2 separate regions of the Homo sapiens genome follow, and region 1 is linked to region 2. The links are chromatin loops, found by intact Hi-C in ENCODE. Cell type or tissue: natural killer cell. All regions are shown on one strand. Links, peaks and the distances in the headings refer to the core of each region. The heading gives the core; the rest is flanking DNA.

What was found. Peaks named below come from ENCODE experiments on the same cell type or tissue, not always from the same donor. Only the 100,000 strongest peaks of a DNase experiment are listed, where the experiment ranks them.
Region 1: a loop joins it to region 2, with 2.4 times the contacts of the local background. A loop is called at or near these places in 7 of 110 quality-filtered maps.

What each region holds. Positions count from the first base shown.
Region 1 is chr9:8,181,351-8,185,756 of GRCh38, reverse strand. No RefSeq gene overlaps it. Among named protein-coding and RNA genes, the nearest start is that of DMAC1, 380 kb to the right of the region's middle. In natural killer cell, for the core only: no CTCF peak of the experiment used is centred there; a DNase peak (open chromatin) is centred at 1,946.
Region 2 is chr9:7,841,900-7,846,305 of GRCh38, reverse strand. No RefSeq gene overlaps it. Among named protein-coding and RNA genes, the nearest start is that of DMAC1, 44 kb to the right of the region's middle. In natural killer cell, for the core only: CTCF peaks have their summits at 1,611 and 1,816; a DNase peak (open chromatin) is centred at 1,825.

The DNA.
Region 1 (4,406 bases), core at 70-4,069, 340 kb before region 2:
GGGACTGCTGGTGCAAGTCCTGGAGTCCACGGGCCAGAGAATCTGGAATTCTGATGTTCTAGGCAGGAGAAGATGGATGTCACAGTTCCAGAAGAGAGAATAAATTTGCTCTTTCTCTACCCGTTTGCTCCATTTGGGTTCTCGATGGACTGGATGATGCCCTCCCACATTGGTGAGGGTAATCTTTTTAGTCTACTCATTAAAATACTAAACTCTTCTGGAAACACCCACACAGACATACTCAGAAATAATGTTTCCTAGCTATCTGGATATCCGTTAACCCAATCAAGTTAACAACTAAAATGAACTATCACAGAGTGCATGTTTTTCAAAGTTGCTACAGAGACCAAGACGAAAGGGACAGGTAATACAACAGATGAGAGAATATTTCTTTTGCTCTCATGCTTCCAAGCTATTTCCTATGTCATATTTGACCTAAAATATCCTTGTCCTTTTTTTTTCTTCTAGTTAACTCCTATAGGTCTTTCAAAATTCTCACTTCCTCCAGGAAGTCTTCTCTTCTTCCACCTGTAGTTGATTTATATTTATTTTCTCAGTACTTTCTTAGTGTCTGGGTATGTCTCTATTTTTGTACTCACATATAGCCCCATATTTTGATTACATTTATGGTTTTTTTTTTGGTCTGTTAGTCTATAATTTTTTTCTTATGGCAGACACTTTATCTTATTCAATGCTGTATCTTTAAAGTCCAGAATTTTGATTATTTTATTTATATCCTGTCTTTTTCTATTTATTTATTTATTTGAGATGGAGTCTCACCCTGTCTCCAGGCCGGAGGGCAGTGGCGTGATCTCGGCTCACTGCAACCTCTGCCTTCCAGGTTCAAGTGATTCTCCTGCCTCAGCCTTCTGAGTAAGTGGGACTACAGGCACAGCTAATTTTTGCATTTTTTAGTAGAGACAGAGTTTCACCATGTTGGCCAGGATGGTCTCGATCTCTTGACCTTGTGATCTACCTACCTTGGCCTCCCAAAGAGCTGGGATTACAGGCATGGGCCACCGCGCCCGGCTATATCCTGTCCTTTTCTAAGACTAATTTATGTTGATTGGTATCCTCAATGAACAAAAGACCAAATCAGTACATTTAAAAAAAATCAATAATCACAAATGATAAACTCAAATAAGCAACGTAAAATAAAAGTGGTATCAAGGTAAATTTTCTACTTTTTAAAAAATAATGAACACAAACAAAACGGAAACAAAAACAAAAATATGCTCTGTTGCAAATAAAAATATAGGATTCATGGGTTTTCAAAAATTAATGTAAAAAATATCTTATGTTTTAGAGGACCACAAGTTTGGAAGGAACCGAAGAAGAGATGCTGCACAAATACAAGCAGAGGGGCCTGATTAGAACAGAGGATAGTGCCATATGCTCTCTAGGGTGAGGGTACATATACAGTATTCTTTATAATGACAGGTGCCAATACTCAAGAGGAACCAGAGGATGCCCAAAAGACAATGACCAAGCCAGTGATGAAGATAGATGTAGGAAGACCTTTCAAATACCCAAAGGCTCTCATGCATAAAAAGAAGTTACTCTGATGAATGATACATGTACAAACTGAGGCAAATGCATATAAGTTGCAGAAGATCGGTTGTGCCGTTTTGGAGATACATGTTCCAATAATAAAGAATTATCAAAAATATTAAGGGCTACTTTGGGAAGTTTGTGGACTTTGGACAAAGGCTGAATTATTTTTCATCAGCGTTGTGATAGAAGACATTCCTGCCTTAGGAAGAAGGTAAATACTACAGACAGAATGTCCCCTCTTCCTAAATTCGTATGTTGAAACCTAATCCTCAATATTACTGCATTTGGAGGTGAAATTTCTGGGAGGTGATTAGGTAATGAGAGTGGAGCCCTTATGAATGAGATTAGTACCCTGAATAAAAGAGACCCTTGATGGCGCTCTTACCCCTTCCCCTATGTGAGATCACAGTAAGAAGAAAATCCATCTGTGAACAAGGAAGCAGGCCCTCATCAGATACCGAGTCTACTGGCATCCTGATCTTGGACTCAACAGCTTTCAGAACTGTCAGAAATACATTTCTGTTCTTTATAAGCCACCTAGTCAATGGTGTTTGGTTATAGCAGCCTAAACAGACTAAGAAAGTAAACCATAAAAATGTGTCATCCTCTAAAACCTGAATATTCCAGATTGTCTACATTGAATCAGACTAATCATATCTTACTCCAATGTGTGCATGAAACTATCCTATTTTACCTGTATCTCTTTGCTTCTTCTCCTTCCTTCTCTTCCACTTTTGCCTCCTTCTTTTGTCTTTCATCTTTTCCTTCTTCTTCCTTCTCACTAACAATCACCTAGCAGCTACCATAGGTCAGGAAACGTTGTAATTACTCTGAGTTCAGTAATGAGCAAGTTAGACAAGGTTGCTGCCTTTACAGAGTTTGCCATCTAATAAGAAATATAGACAAGTAAACAGGTAAATACAATGCATATTGTAAAAGGTGATGAAAGGGGATTTAGAGAGTGCTTATTAACCCAGGGCATAGAGTGTTTGAGGGAAGCAACTTCAAGTCTGTAGACCTCTTGGAGCAAGCCCAGCAATGCAGGCATTGGTGGCATTGACACAGCAGACCCATTGTAAGCTGCATTCATCTGGTTCTTTCTATTGATATTTTTCCCAATATTCTTCAAGCACTTTCCAAATTTACTTTTCAATCATCAAATGTCCCTGTGAGAGAGAGAAATATCATATCCTTTTATATCCATCTGATAACTGTCAGTGCTCGACAGGTGAGTTAGGAGGTGGTGGGGGATAGAGAGACAAAGAGAAAGAGAGAGAGAGAGAGGAAAATTACATAAGTTTCCCAGGAGATATTGTCTCTTGTGACAAGTTGGATTTTAATTTCAGGGCTGGGTATAAGCTAGCCTTGAATGCATAATGGCTAACATGATTGCTTACTGAGCCACCGTCAATCCAGATTTGAAACTCATAGTAAATTGCTTTGGGATACCTTGAGCATGAAAAATGCAATAAAAAAATATATTTTGCAAAGAAGGTGGTAAAACTATAAAGACATTTTTAGAGCTTGCCTCATGGAAGTGAGATGCCAAAAACAATACAGGGGACCCTGACTCTGCCCATGGAGAGCAGTAGTATCTGTTGAAAAGAAGAGATAAAAGATTAAAATAGCTTACTGTGGTCTCTGAGGAACAACAAGGGACTAATTAACTGAACTGGTCTCAATACACCAACCTTTATTGCTTATTGTCTATTAAGATGACTCTACCAGAAGCCAGTGATGACAAATGCTAATTACATGCTATTTGTGTTGACTATCATGCTCTCCATAATGATCATTTGTTTCTACAAAATTTGCTACATGTCAACACTTCAACCAAAGAGTCCGGTTAAGGCACAAGTGACCTCTACTAGGCATAATTTGGGTTGGTTTTCATTCTTTGTCAGTCTGTCAAGGAAAGGCAAAGAATCTGGCCAGCATAACTTGGAATGACATTAATTTAGTACTAAAAATGTATTACAGATTTTCTCCTCCTTATTCTAGCTGAATGGCATTCCTACCTTACTGCAAGAAGACTCTCACTAAAATAATTTTTGAAGCATTTATTTTAATTGGTCATGAGAGAGAGATGTTGCGTTTTTTGGGAATAAAATCTCTACTAGGATCTATGATTGGCCTAGGATCATTTCAATCCAGAATGAATAACTTCACCTAAAAGCATGATATTTGTTGTTGAAGAAAGAAGTAGGTAAGAGTTCAAGGGTACTGGATTTCAGTTCCAACTCTAACTAGTTGAGAGATCTTGAGTAAGTCATTCTCTTTGATTTGATCTTTCCTCATCTAAAAAATTTGGAAAATCTGTTTGCAGGCTTCATATTTCTTTATCTCATAATTTCAGGGCTGTTTGAGTTTTTTCTTTATAGCACTTATGGTTGTATTTGTACTATTATTGTGTGATTCTTTGATTCGTAACTTTTTCCCCCATTGATGCACCATGACAGCAGGAATCGTGTTTAATTTTCCTCAATGTTTCAGCTCCAGCTTCTTGTATAAGTTTCTTGTACAAAATAGGTACTCAATGAATACTTCTTGAATCGATGAATAGATAAACAACAGTTTAGGCTAGATTCTATTGTTTCGAGTCTTAGAAATGGCATTCCCTCAAAACTTACTGAATAACCCAATCTACACATGACATCTCTAAATTTCCAGGGCAACTCATCTATGTTTGTTTTAGAGAGCTTAAACTCTTAAACTCTTCCATCTTCCATTATAATTATTTATGTAAATGCTAAGCCTCCTATCTAGGGCTCTGAGAGATGCCCTGAGCGACTGCATTTTGTCTTATATATAATAGGAATTCGATAAATATGTGTTGAATCTAAGAGAGTGTC
Region 2 (4,406 bases), core at 237-4,236:
TACATCTATCCTGTTAGTCCTGTCTCTCTGGAGAACCCTGACTAATACAGTACCCAAAAATACATTAAATTTCTCTTCTAAATATTTCAACATTCACGGAAAGAACTGAGAGTAAGCTGATAGTTAAAAAAAAAATGCAAAATTTAGGAAAGTTTAAACATTTAGTAGCTACTTGGCAAAATAGACATATAATAAGAGTAGGTACCGAAAAACCAATGTTGATATCTTATCGTAATATTTGACTTGTTCGTCATAAATATTTAGCCTGTTTAGTCACATTTAATAACCATAAAATGTAATTACACAGTAGTTACTAATGTCATTTTGAGTTTATTTCAAACCACCCAGATTTACTCTACTCTGCATAAATCCTAAATCACAACAGAGCTCTTAGAATAATCAATATTTAATTAAGTTATAATTACTCACAGTAACTGCCTTTGAAATGCAAATTAAATGCCTCTGTGTGACATTTTAAGAGGTTATCACTTTTCTTATTAGGTCACTATATAATAGATTTATTGCCATAATTTATTCTTATTTCTGGTGAGAGTATTTGTATTCTCAGAAGATGTATAAATTTGTAGAACATTAGGAAAAACAAGACACTAACAACTTGTTGTATCATCTTCTAAAACCATAATTTAGAAGACAGATAATTTTTTTTTAAACTTAGCAATTCTGATCTTGCTCACAGGGATATGTGACTGGTTGCTTGCTGCTCAAACTTCCCACAGGCTCAAAGGAATACCCCCTCCATCCCATTTACAACAAACACCCTGGTATGCTGCAAAAAACAGAGTAGTCCAAGTGTGAATAGATTACACTGATCCAGTTCAGTTGCTGCTCTCCACTTGCAGCTTCCACCCCTTTCAGAGCTATAGAAACTTTTTTAGGTCTCAGGGTGCCATTGGGCATAGTTGCTTCAGTGAACTAGATGGTACTCTGCTGATTAGAAAGCATTTATCAAGAGTGCGGAGGTGCAAGACTGACAAGTAAGAGGTAGCTTCAGCTAGTAGAATGGAAATGCCTTCTAATTAGATTGTGAATTTCTGTGAGGGATGGTGATATAGTTCAGATATTTGTCCCCTCCAAATCTCATGTTGAAATGTGATCCTCATTGTTGGAGGTGGGGCCTAGGGGAAGGTGTTTGGGTCATGGGGGTAGATCCCTCATGAATGGTTTGGTGCCCTCCCTGCAGTAATGAGTGAGTTCTGGCTCTATTACATTATAGGAGATCTGGTTGTTAAAAAGAGCCTGGGACCTCCCTCCCACCTCTTCTCTCTCTTACTTGCTGTCTTGCCATGTGACATGCTGGCTCCCCCTTCGCCTTCCACTATGATTGAAAACTTCCAGATGCTGGCACCATGCTTCTTGTACAGCCTACAGAACTGTGAGCTAAATAAACCTCTTTTTAAAATAAATTATTGAATCTCAGGTACTCCTTTATGGCAGGGCAAACTGGACTAATACAGATGGTAATTCGTCTCATATCTCTGGTATCCCCCATGGTGCGTAGATCTGCAGCTGGCCTGCTATAAGCACTCATCTATTGCTTAATTTGCTACGCAATGGGAAATGCAATACCTTTTTACAAGAAGGTCCCTTACATCCAACACAAACGACTTCAACATCAGAGTTAAGCCATACTTAAGGAAGCAAAACTCACGGATGCATTGAAAATCAAGAGATCCCAAGGAAATGCTATAGTTTTCAGTAGGGAGAACCATCTCCCCCAATTCATTAGAAAGTGAATTCCAGTAAGGACAGCAACTGATTATAGGTTCAGGAGAGACTCCGTTTGTGAAGATGCCCTCTGCTGACATAAATGTGCAATGGTATATGACTACTGACACTTTGCTCCAGTGTTACAGACACAAGAGGGAGAGCTGGGGACTGTAGTAACCAGGAAAATGCACACTACATCTATGGGGAACAACTGTTACTAACGCCAGCCAACTGTTTGCATGCCATCTTCTAATTTTGCAAAAAATTATGGAAATCCAGATTTTTATGAAAAATCTGATCATATGGCAACAATTTGAATTTTTAAGAACATTGTATGAGCTAACACTGTACAAGCAATGCAAAATGCAACACTGGATACTATCTGGCTTAGCAACCTCTGTTCTGTCTTGTCTGACACATCCCCTTTACTACATTCCAAGAGCTTCTCAACAGATCTCCAAGCCCCTTACTGCTGCACATCCATTATTTCTTTCTACCACTTCTGGGTCTAATCACATCATTAATTGGTTTAAATTCCTTCAGTATTTCCCTGCCGTTCAAAATAAAGTCAAATTATTTGGTGAACCCCATTAGTTTCCATCTACAGCCTTAACTCTTACAATCCCAAGGACCCTGACCTCCAAACAATTCACAGTTTCCCATGTATGCCATATGTTTTGCACACATATGGGATAGTATGTGCTATTCTATCAGTGAAGTATCTCCCAGCTTTTGTTTTCTTCACCTGGCAAAATTCTACTCAGTTTCTTGCTCCCACCATCCATGACTTCTCCTCCATGAAGATTTCCCTACTTCTTCCCATGGTTTATCCTTTTTCTGTGTTCTATAGCTTCTTTATCATTTACTACATCAAATTGTAAATATGTATTATATTTATGTGTCTCTTCCTATGAGAATGAATTCTTTGAGAGCAAACGATTCTCATCATCTTTGTATTCTCAGTGCCCAACAGGGTATTTATTACTACTTTACGAATAAATAGAGAAATCTAACATTGACACCTTGATATTTCATTGGCAAAGCACAAATCTTGTAAAATATGAACTGTATTTTGGGGGTATGCATTAGAGATGTATGTGTTCATGGGGAAATATCTTACCCATGTTCTCAGCATGGATATGCTGTTCACATGCCAATCTCATCAATAAGCCACAGTGTGTGTGTGTGCGTGTGTGTGTCTGTACTCTCCTGAAAATCAAGGTCAATCCTCCCTCCTATACTAACTTTTGGCAAAAGTACTTTGCCATATTTTGAAAGGAATTATGTAGTGGGTGGTTATTTGTGGTACACAACTACAATATGAGTTGAGTATAGCCACATGTCACTTGAGTTCCATTCTGTCCTAGGTCCATCACCAAGAGTCTAAGACTAACCCAGGCATTGTAGCTTCCATTTCTAGAGCTAATAATAGTCCAATAGATGACAGCACATTTCCCACTAGCAAGGAGGGTCTGAACAATTCTTATTTATAATTTTCAAGCTGCGCTCTTCATGGCCTTTGAATTCTGTGAAGTTTTACAGAGGGATGAGTGGGCAGGGTTTGGGGTATCCCCATCTCCTGTATCAAGTGGAGAAGAACCATGTTTGTTTATTTCACATGTTGAATTTCCCATGAAAGTTTGAATTTTAAAAAAGAGTTTGCTGTTTTTAAAATGTTTGAAAACCAAAAGCCTAGGTTTCACTTAAAATGCCCAAGTGCCTACAAGTGAATAATAGTAATAGCCAACACTTAAGAGATACTTACTATGTGCTAGGCTCTGTTCTAAGAACTTTACTTGTGTTCATTCATTATATTCTCATAGTAACACCACGACATAGGTACAATTATTATTCTCACTTTTCTGATGTGAAAATTGGGGCATGAAGAGGTTAGAAAACTTATTTAAATTTACACACAGTTAGTAGCGGGCAAAATTGAGATTCAAAGTTGGGCATACTAGTTCCAGAATTCATGCTTTAAACCACTCTACTACACTACCTAGAGAGCATCAAAGGTAACCCCCTGCCAGCTTCAGAATAGGTTTGGCTTCTGGAAATCTCTCCAGTAATGTTGCATTACTCTCCTTGATGGACAAGACTTTCAACTAAAAATAAAAACCATATCTTCCCAGAAATTTAAAAAATGCATCATGAGCCATATCCCTCAGATCAAATATCTTGGAATTAACAAGTTTGTATAGAACTTGAATTTATCCCCACACCATTTAGACTTAAAGGTTTACCATAAGATGAGGATAGCATGTTGCCTGTGCTATGCAACAAACTGGCTCTGACCCTTTAAGGGAACCCAAATACTCAAGTGTCACACACTAATCAATGAATAGTGACAAGCTGGAGATACCCTAAGTCACTCATGGCAAGCCCCCTAGATCTTCCTTGCTTATATCTCACCTGCTGCCTCTCAAACCCTGTCTCTACTCTACTGTGAACTCTTGGCTCTAAAATCTCGATTACATTTTGCAACAGGACCTGTGGTTTGATATTGCTTACTGGCTTGCCAGAAGCTGATGGGCTCAGATTTGGCTTGCTTCTCTGGCTCTTTTCAGCCAAGGACTGTCTCATGTTGGAATCCAGCTTTAGTCTCTGTCCTTTGGAATACAATTATTAACACCAGGCAGCATGCTGATCTAGGATGCTCAGGCCCCTCTCCTCTAGGG